Regions from separate parts of the Homo sapiens genome. Here region 1 is linked to region 2. A link is an interaction called in ENCODE POLR2A ChIA-PET data of the cell type or tissue named here. Cell type or tissue: MCF 10A. All regions are shown on one strand. Links, peaks and the distances in the headings refer to the core of each region. The heading gives the core; the rest is flanking DNA.

Region 1 (5,377 bases), core at 308-5,307, 230 kb after region 2:
TCTGGAATGAAGCAACCTTAAGAGAACTTCCTTCTGTTGCTCTACATTCCCGCCTGTGTCTCAGACCCTACATACAAAATCCCAGGGTCTCCGCATTGTTCCTGGGGAGACAGTCAGCACCACCTGGAAAATGACACCAAATGTCACTTCTGCAGCCAGAATTCAAAAGCATGTTAGTTGCTCCAGAGGCAGGGGATATGCAGGCAGGCAGTGTTCAGAGAAAAAAACAATAATTCCCCTCTGTTAATACAATGTAAAAATCTTAAAAACAACTATTTTGCTGGAAACGTAAAAACCTGAGAGCCAGGACAAAACGTGATTCCACATAAAGATGAGAGAAACAGAAAAGAAAGAATTAGGCCATTAGGCCGGGCGCGGTGGTCTATGCCTGTAATCCCAGCACTTTGGGAGGCCAATGTGGGTGAATCACTTGAGGTCAGGAGTTTGAGACCAGCCTGGCCAACATGGTGAAATCCCGTCTCTACTAAAAATACAAAAATTAGCCGGGCTTGGTGGCAGGCGCCTGTAATCACAGCTACTTGGGAGTCTGAGGCAGGAGAATCGCTTGAACCCGGGAGGCAGAGGTTGCAGTGAGCCGAGATGGTGCCGCTGCATTCCAGCCTGGGTGACAGAGCGAGACTCTGTCTCAGAAAAGAAAAGAAAAGAAAACAACAACAACAACAACAACAACAACAGTAAGAATTAATTGTTTTTTAAAAGATCAACTTAGATTTGTTCAGAATGTTCGTCTGACTACACAGTATTGTATCACTTTAATCAAGCATTAGCTTCTCTTCGAGTATCAGCTATCCCAAGAAGATGGGGGTGCAGGGAAGGCAGGGGTGGGGAGGTGTTGCATTCCAATCCTGCTGCCCAGAATTCGTGTCGACCCATTTCCTCATTCATGCGCTGGCCAGGAACACTCCGCTGGAACACTGTGAGTTCAGCAACTTGCATAACAAAGACAGGTCGACACCACCTAGCTCTGGAGGCAACCTTGCAGGATTGCTCCTGAGAGACGCTGGCATATGCCACAGAGGAGGAGAAAGTTCCACAAACAACCCCCGGATCTCTCCACCCAGGTCTCTCTACACCTGGTTTCTCAAGAGCAGATTGCTTAGCCAACCTTAACAATCCCAGAGGAACGCCAGGGCAAGAGGCTGGGTTCCCAGTACCTTTGCCCTAATTTATTGAGGGCTTTAAAAGTAGAAAATAAAACTTTGAACTCAACTCATCTGAAGCTTAATGATTCAGGTGTGCTACTTGCCTTCGGGGGCACCGGAGATCACTGAAGTTAAAGTGACAAAAAAAATTCTGTGAGCTGCAGAACAGAAAAGCGTGTCCAGACCCGACCCAGCTGCTTCTCCTAGCGTATTAACTTGGCAGGAGAAGCACGGAAGTCCCCTGTTCTGCCCTTGTCCTTTTCTAATGGATAGGATTTCCCCTGCTTACGGGCCTCTAATCCTCTCTCCTCTCTGGCCTTCCAGAGTGTGGAGAAAAAGTGCTCTGCTTCAAGAAGAGGGTAGAAAGATGAGGGTGAGAATGGTAGGAAAAGGAGGAAATGAAAATGGCTAGTGAGAAATACTTGGAGAGAAAAATAAAAGTCAAGGGTGAAGTCAGTTCTCATTTACACTTCATTGAAACTTAAGTTCAAATAGCTAGTCCTGCAATGAGCTCATCGACACCACTTTATACAAATATCATAGCCCACATGGGCCTTTTTCCTATCTTACTAGGGAGATATTCACAGCAACCCCATTCAGCTCTGTTAGGATCCACTGTGTTAATTTTTGTGGCAGTGTCCATGTGGTGCTTCTGCGCAGTAGGTGTTGAATGTAGTTCTGAAACTAAGATTCCACTATGACCGACTGCAAAGCAATGTAGTAGTATTTCAGCTTAGATGATATTTAAGGATAAATGTAGCCCTTTTAGTGACAGGGAAAGCTAGGCCTAAAAGGAAGGAGAGATCTTTGGCCTAGCCAAAGGGGAGGTGGGCTGCTGTCCGCACCCTCAAGCGAGAGAAGGTTCCAGGCTTTTCCAGAGTGACCTCTCTCTTCTTCCTGGGGAGGGCTCAGAGCAAGGGTTACCTTTGGATGATTTCTTCTCGCTGAATTCAGCTACTAAGCACTTTGCCTGGAAAGGAAGGGCACCTCTGAGCTATTCCTACCGACGCAGTGTGTGCACGTGTGTGTCTGTGTGCATGTGTGTGGGCGTGTGCATGTGCGTGTGTGTTGCTCCTGACAGGTCCTGAGTGCAGTGCAGAACCACGCAGCGCGCAGCGGGAGGCCTGCAGCCGCTGGGCGTTTTCCCAGGCCGGCCTGCGGCGCGGCCGGCCTCCTGGGCCGGTGCTGGGCGGCTGACACATGCACCAGTTTCGCTGGGTCGGCGCCTCCCCGGGGAGCGGGTGCGGGGCGGGAGAGGTGAGTTGAGCAACAGGGCCCGCCCCGCCCCCGTCCTGGGCCGGCTCTGCGCAGAGGAAGCGTCTGGAACGCCGGCACTGGTGTGTGGCTTTCCCAGGGCGTGTGGTGTGTAAACAAAATTGTTGTCAATCAGGTCGCGTCTTTGAAGGCTCCGAGGGAGCCTGTGAGTTCCAGAAGCCCCGCGGTGGATCCCTGTGTGGACGCAGAGGCTTTTTGCTGGGCGCACACGCACCCCCACCCCCGACAACGTAGATCTTTACTAATTTCAGGGTTTGTGACCTCTCACCTTTAGTCTTTAGTTTCTCTCCTCAGCCCTCCTTTCTGATGATCTTTACCGCCCTGTAACCCTACGTTTCCCAGTCGCCAGAGCTGCTGAGACCGCGTGGCCATGAGGTGGAATTTCCCAGCTTTTTAAACCGGGGCTTTTACCCCCAAGACTGTGGTAGATGGGTCACAGAAAGGACGAGAACGTTCCCAAACCCTCCAGCCTTTGAGACAGAGTGTGTGCTTTAAGAGACGTTAATGGCAGGGCGCGGTGGTTCATGCTTGTAATCCTAGCACTTTGGGAGGCCGAGGTGGGTGAATCACCTCAGGACAGGGGTTCGAGGCCAGCCTGGCCAACATGGCGAAACAACATGGCGAATTTTTAGTCTCTACTAAAAATACAAAAAATTAGCCAGGCCTGGTGGCGGGCACCTGTAATCCCAGCTACTCAGGAGGCTGAGGCAGGAGAATCGCCTGAACCCGGGAGGCGGAGCTCGCAGTGAGCCAAGATCGCACCACACTCCAGGCTGGAGTGTGGAGACAGAGGGAGACTCCGTCTCGGAAAAAAAAAAAAAAAAAAAAAAAGAGAAGTTGATACAAAAAAAAAAAAAACCCAAAAAACAAAAAAACAAAAAAAAAAAACAAAACCAGAGTGTGGATGCCTTGGAACACCCACCTGTGATCCTTGCGGAGCGGGGGTCTTCACCCTGGGGGGTGGACTCTTTGGGGACTGGGTCACCCCTTATTTCTCCGGAAGAGACAAATATATTTCACTGGGGATGAAATGGTTTCTGTACATAATTTAAATAGTGTTTTGGGGGTCCTAGGCATGCAAAATGCAGCTTGACTTGAAGGTGTAATTCTCCTTAAGGGAAAATGTGGAATGCGCCGAGTGTTTTCCTTACCTGCTTTTCAAGCTAGCTTGACTCTGTGTCACTAACGAAGCTGTTGAACCGCGTGCAGATGTGTAATCCAGCCCCTGGCGGAGTCGGCCACACTGTGCTGATTGGCTCTGCCAAGCCTGGAAGCTGGGCTGAGTCACCCAGGGGCTGCTCTAGCCGTGGATTTCCCTCTAAATTTAGAATATGTTGGTAGAATAAAATGACTACCACTTTTTACAGATTCAATGTCTTCACTAACTCCCTCTTTTAGACATATTTTTTTTTAGGAAGGGAAGTGTTTTGTCTTAATTTTTCCCTCTGATGGAGATACTTTGGGTTTTAAACAAAATTGAGTAATAATGACAATAAAATATTGTCATTAAAAATCATTTCTGTTTTTGGAGAAATTATATGTTCTGGTTTGGAAATCCTGTTTTTGCCAGAAATAAAAATGTAAAAATATTTTTCCAAATTATTCCTGAAGTTTATGATTGTACCTTCAACTAATTACATTCTCAGAGACACATTTAAATTAAATTTTAATTTTAAAATTTCATTATATGAGTACTACTTTTAAATTATGAAACATTTCAGGCATACAAAAACCTACAGAGAATTTTATAATAAACATATGTAGGCTGAGGTGGGAAGATCACTTGAGCCAGAGAGTTTGAAGCTGCCGTGAGCCAGCATTGTGCCACTGCACTCCAGCCTGGGCAACAGAATGAGACCTTCCCTCAAAAACAACCCAAAACAAACAAACAAACAAAAACCCATATGTAGTCCACTACATAGCCCAAGAGATAAGGCTTTACAGATGTAATCGAAGCCCCCACCACTGACGTTTCCTCCTTCCTAATCTCATTTTCCTTCTTCAAATTCCAGAGATAAATATTACCTTACACTGGGTGTTTATCGTTCCCAGGCATTAAAAGGTTTACTACATATGCACAGGCGTATACACATACACAGTACACCATAAAGTGTTAGTTTGCATTTCAAACAATTTTTATATGAACGATATCATACTGCACTTACATTTCTACAGTTGGCAGCTGTATCGCTCCAGCTATATCACAATATTTTTCTGATATATACACATTGATGACAGCAGCTCTGCTGCCGAAGCGTCCTTTGTCTAGAATGGCCATGCTTCTGTTGATGGATATAAGTTGTTTACATCTTTTTTTTTTTTCCGGACAGGGTCTTGCACTGTCATCCAAGCTGGAGTGCAGTGGCATGATCTTGACTCATTGCAGCCCCAACCTCCAGGGCTCAAGTTATTCTCCTACCTCAGCCTCCCAAGCAGCTGGGACCACAGGTGTGTGCCATTACACTAGGCTAATTATTTTTTATGTTTCTTAGGGAGGAGGTCTCATATGTTGTCCAGGCTGGTCTCAAACTCCTGGGCTTAGGCAATCCTCTGGCCTTGGCCTCCTGAATGTTGGGATTATAGGCATGAGCCACTGCGCCTGGCCTTGTTTCCACTTTTTCTCTATTATAAACCGTGTTGCTGTGAACCTTCTTGTATGTGTTGCATTGTGCATGTGTAAAGACTTTCATCCAGGAGTGGAAATGTTTCAGGATTTTAAGTATACAATCTACAACTTTATTAGATACTGCCAAATTGTTCTCCACAGTCACTAGTTTTACATTTTCACTGTAGAAACATAAGAAATACAGATTAGATGAGAAAAAAAAGGAAAAGTCACTCCCCATCTCTACATTCAGAGAAACCCACTTCTAACTACTTCAAAATCTTTTTGGTATATAAACTTCCAGGTTTTTCTGTGCCCCCCCCCCTACAGAATC
Region 2 (5,377 bases), core at 149-5,148:
TATTTTCACCAAATTCAGTCTGTAATAAGATCCTGACCATATGGGATCCATAATCTAGAACTGCACTGTCCAGTATGGTCGGCACTAGCCACATGAGGGTGTTTAAATTTAACTAAAACGCAAAATTCCTTCTGCTAGCCATATTTCAGGTGGTATATAACAATATATGGCAAGTGGCTGACATACTGGACAACACAGATAGGGACTGTTTTCATCACTGCAGAAAGTTCTACTGGACAGTGCTGATCCAGAATATCCCAAAGTCCCTGCAACATCCTGCCTGCTACACATGCTATAAACAAAATTCACTCATATATTTTTCCTTTTGGAGGGAGATGCAAAATACACTGAATGGAAATCTCATTAAGATATCAGTGGACTAAGAAGCTGTCATCCACCCTTCACCCCAAACTCAAGCTGAAACTGCAGGCTGGTTAAAGAAGCCTCCATGGTGACCCAGCAGAGGGTCTATGGACTGACCACAGAAAGGGCTGCTGTCCCTAGAGGCCACCTCCAGAGGACTATTTCCTATCTGCCACTCCACTGCTACCAGCACTGGTCTGAAGCAATTTTTTTCCAGTCTATAAAACTTATTGCCAAATTTTCATTTGTAAGTGCTCTGCCTCCCAGGTTCCCATGCCCAGAACTCACTGAGTCCTGGCTTCTGAGAGAAGGGTGGGGGTAAGAAGCAGGGAGAGTTTATGACAAGTCCGAGTGGAAATTATGGGCCAGCCTCCATGAACTCACAAAAGTACCTGGGACTCATTCAAAAAAGAATGTCTTTTTCTGAGTGGCCCACTTGCCTCCCACCTCCTTCCCCTGCTAGAGGCAGCCCCTGTGCACTACAGAAGCAGAGGCCCTGCTCTTGTCCCCAGTACCAGGCCACTGGTGCATGTCTTCCCCAAGGTTTACATCCCTAGAAAAGACTAGGCCAGTTTTATCTGACCTTATGTCCAGAACCCAGCAGTCCTGGACGGCTGTCAAGCAGTTGGTGGTAAAAAGCAAAGCACAGGGCACTTGGCAGATACACAGATGAACACAGGAAGGTGAGGAAATAGAACAGGCGCGGCTTCCACCACCAGCGGCCTCCAGTAACCTTCCTAACAGGATAGGGTTTCTGAGACCAACAGCCCTCCTCCCTAAAATCTTAGGCCCCTGAAATGGGGCTACTTCATTTCTAAGATCCCAAGTCCAGGGCGAGTATCTTCTGCCTTGGACCCCATGACATCCAGGCTCTGTTTCTAGGGCCCTTCTGGAGATGGGCATAGGTTCTCCTACCTTTTCTTGATGTTTATCTTGGCTGTTCCTCCTGGACACAGGGAAGGAGCTGAGGCGTATCACTCAGGTGGCAAGGTGAACTAGCTTAAAAGGTAGATTTTCTCCTCTCATGTAGAAAACTTGATAAAGATAAAATTATGTCAATAGCAAATTATGTATAACTTTCAATTATTACAGAGCCTTTATATGTGTTACATCATTGGAAGTCATATATAATCCACAATAAGTCATTCTGGAAGACAGCACTATAACATATACAGAAAGGACTATAGCGTTGTTCTGGATCCCCACCTAGCCTCAGATAAAGTCTCTAGGACAGGATTGTGGTTAATATGTAATGTATGGCCTGGAACATACAGTAGCTCTAGGTTTATCACACCTGGTTGAATGGCAATAACCAGAATGTCAGAAAGCTCTGGATTTAGCCTATTTAACTTTCTGTATTAAGAGCTATCATGAGATACAAATTCAGAGGGGACACAAAGGTAGGAATTACACTAAATACAACAGATGCCAGATTCAGGATCCTAACACACGTTAGCAAGCTTGAACAACAGCCCCGACCCAGTCCAACAGCAGCCAGGAAGGGTCGATGAGCACTTGAGCTCAGGTGCAGGATGGATGAGACGTATCCTTCAGAGCAGCTCCCATCACAGTGGCAAGAGTGGGCTGCAGCTGCCGCAAAGCCCTGCAGACCCTGACGCCTCCGATACACGGCAGCGTGACGGTCCAACACAAAGCGGGCCAGGTGGCCTCCGCCAGCCATGCCTTTGGAGCCTGCCCTTTGGTTGTGGATATCACATTTAGAGGTGCTTATACAAAAATGAAGCTCATTAAGGAATTAAGAATAGGGTGCAGGGGAACTTGAGACCACACAGTGGGGGAAATAGTTAAAGTAACTATTAATAGCCCAGAAGAAATCCTAGTAAATGAAAACTATCTTCAAATACGTGAACAGCCGTCATATAGAAGAAGGATTTAGATTTACCTTGTGTGGTTTAAGAAGGCAGAAGTAGAACCAGGATTTAAAAAAACAAACAAAAAAAACAGTTCGAGCTAATGTAAGGAAAAACTTCCTAAACAATTTAAATTACCACAAATAAAATACCTCATAAAGTAATAAATTCTGTATCACAAGACATTAAAAATGATGTTTTAGTAGCAGTTTATGTATCAGGTAGACAGGGACTTGTATATACCATACAAACTATTAAGATTCATCTTTATTCTAAAGACAAAATACTCACAGATAAAAAAAAATCATATGTATGTGTGTGCAAACGGCCTCATTCCACACAGGCTGACTATGTCAGAGCATATTGCTTCGAAAGTTACATCAACTAAAGCATTTTCAAAATGTCCAACAGTTCTCCAGAACCATAAACTGTCCTTCCTTTACTATCTCATGTGAGGGTATAGTTCAGGAAAGGGGCTAACTAGAAACTTGAAACCAAAGAGACATCTTGATCAATATTATCACTCATACATTAAAAAAAAAAAAGAACTTCATTTTTAATATTTTAAAAGCTTAGTTCCTTAGAACTTTGTCTCCTCTGAAATTGTCCAAGATCAAGCAGATAATGGGCTAAGTCCAAAAAATAAAGGAGCAACAGAGCAAATCTGACTGCGTGTTTGAAAAAGCCTATAAAATGTTACAAGCAAAACAGGAAAGCCTGTGTTAATAATGCATAAACCAAAAGAGAAAAAAAAGCTGCCCATTTAATGGAATAATGCTTTTATCCTTGCAGTTAAAATGAAATAAACCATGACTATTAATCTAGTAAGACCATGTAAAAATGTAATTTTTAAACATTTACTAAAAGGGGATAGTTCAGTAACCACTCTAAAAATCAAGGCCTTGTGTACAGCAGTGTTTAAACGCTAAATACCAATCTCCTGTCTGCGGAGGCCATTACCCACCCTGTCACCATAGCAACGCTAACAGTATGCCTGACTTCAAAGACAAAGATGTAATTTCAGACTTCCAGCAGCCAGAGGGAGTGGTAAGAATATTCTACCCAAGCAGTGTCAGCTGATGATAAATTATAAAAATATCCAGGAAGGTTATGAGGCGGACGGTACCACATATTCTCATATTCCTGGGGGAAGACTTACATTAGTCAAACATACTAGGAGACAGAGAGAGTAAAACAAAAAGTAAACAAGAAAGAATCTCAATGGAGTCCGATTTTTTTCTTTTTTTAAAATTACATAGTACAGAGTTCTAGCCTTCCTTTTCTCTTGCTCCCAGGAGAAAATAAAAATAGTTTCTACCATCTTCTTTCTCATTCAAATTAAGAGTGACTGCAGACCTGCATGAATGTTCCAAGGGACTTGCAAAACCACCTCTATAACTGCTACTTCTATATTTGTGAAACTCTGGCGTTTGTCAAAAACCGTTTTAAGCACCAGTAGTCAGCTAAGGGGGCTGAGTGGATCCCTGTGTTGAAGCTGCAGAGGGCAGCCGTCCATTCTAGCACTTGGAGCTTTGCTTTCCAACCACCCAATCTAACCCCAACATACTCAAGATATTTTTAAAGCCCTGTGAAGGGGAAAACACTGAAAAACAATTTGCCAATTTGTAAGTTTTTGTGTCTTAAAAAAATAATAATAAGTGCATAAAGCTGACACAGTACTGTTTCACAATTACGCAGTTGACCAGATTTTAAAAGCACTAGCCCTAGAGTTGAGGTTGAGAATGCCACAAAATGCCCAGCTAGTAATTTTCCCAGAGGTAATGAAATACAAAAGAATAAAGTTGGAGCTAAAGTCTTCTTGAAGATTCCCTACAAGGAAGAATTGCCAGACTCCAAGGATTTTCGCTTACTCGAAGAAAGTCATAAATGACTAGCCTGGCCAGCAAACACACAGATGTAAGTTTTACTACAATATTATTGTTTTACAAGAATGAATATATACATTAAATTCTCTTTCTGTTGAATTCTCTTGTATGGTTTTAGGCTCAAAAAAGTCTAGTTCCCTTACTAACAGGAGCATGACACGGCTGCCTCTTTCAACAGACCCTGCTCCCCACTCCCAAAGGTGGATGAATGGTCAGAAGGGTGTGGAGTCCAACAAGGGCTGGTGTCAAGATCCCTGCCCCCACTGCTCACCGGCCTGCTGCCCACAACCACTCTCAGCAACCAAAGTGCACAGGAGCCACGGCAGCCCGACCTTCTTCCCACGACCAACCATGGGGGGCAGGATGGGAAATCAAGCCAGCCTCAGTGTCCCCACCACCCCTGCTAGCCTTTTGCTGGAGGTGGACCTATGATGGAGTTCCATGTTACTCCTTAGGAGCACAGCTCCAATTTTATAACGTATTCAAAGTCAGTAAGTTCGAGAAAAATAAAGCACATAAATTCACTCACAAACTGTTATCATCCTAACTATTAAGCTATTAGTGGCATGCATGTTCTGTAAAATTTAGACCATCACTAGTCTCATCAATTAATCTTGAGCCCTCATCTTTAAACCCAAGGATCAGCAATCTTCTTCCCAGAAAAACAAGCTAAATTACAAATGTCACTCACACACCTATCCCTCAAAACAAAGAAAAACACATGTATAAAAAAACACTCTCTTCACAATTCAACTCTTTCCTGACTAAATGGGTTTCCACCCTGGTACACGTTTTATGCTTATAAAATAATTATTTTTAAAAATTATTGTGAAATAAAAATGGGTTCAATAAGCTACTTCTTTGGACAGAGTAACAAAGTAGTTAAGCAAGTTACAGCAAAAACAGATAATTATTCAATCATTTATGTGGCATGACACCTAATTTAGGCCTTTGATAATTTTCCCAAACATGAAACCACTTTTTTAGCACTATATTAAAAACTCATATTTTGGACTCATTATTCACTATTTTCAAAAGAGTATATATTCCTTTATAAAGTATTTCCTTTTACAATATAATAAAAGAAAAATAATATTCCTTTCTTAAGAAATGAAGTGTTGGCCAGGTGCGGTGGCTCACACCTGTAATCCCAACACTTTGGAAGGCTGAGGCGGGCGGATCACGAGGTCAGGAGATTGAGACCATCCTGGCTAATACAGTGAAACCCCATCTCTACTAAAAACACAAAAAATTAGT

Evidence for each region. Peaks named below come from ENCODE experiments on the same cell type or tissue, not always from the same donor. Only the 100,000 strongest peaks of a DNase experiment are listed, where the experiment ranks them.
Region 1: POLR2A ChIA-PET joins it to region 2 with 21 read pairs; 5 of 35 experiments call an interaction of 5 or more read pairs at or near these places.

The regions. Positions count from the first base shown.
Region 1 is chr6:156,717,142-156,722,518 of GRCh38, reverse strand. No RefSeq gene overlaps it. Among named protein-coding and RNA genes, the nearest start is that of ARID1B, 58 kb to the left of the region's middle. RefSeq lists silencers at 790-1,084, 2,205-2,524 and enhancers at 682-1,230, 1,535-1,604. In MCF 10A, for the core only: no CTCF peak of the experiment used is centred there; DNase peaks (open chromatin) are centred at 1,018, 1,378, 2,428 and 3,668.
Region 2 is chr6:156,951,606-156,956,982 of GRCh38, reverse strand. All of the region lies in intron 4 of ARID1B (AT-rich interaction domain 1B), which reads right to left. Among named protein-coding and RNA genes, the nearest start is that of MIR4466, 170 kb to the right of the region's middle. In MCF 10A, for the core only: no CTCF peak of the experiment used is centred there; DNase peaks (open chromatin) are centred at 1,022 and 3,272.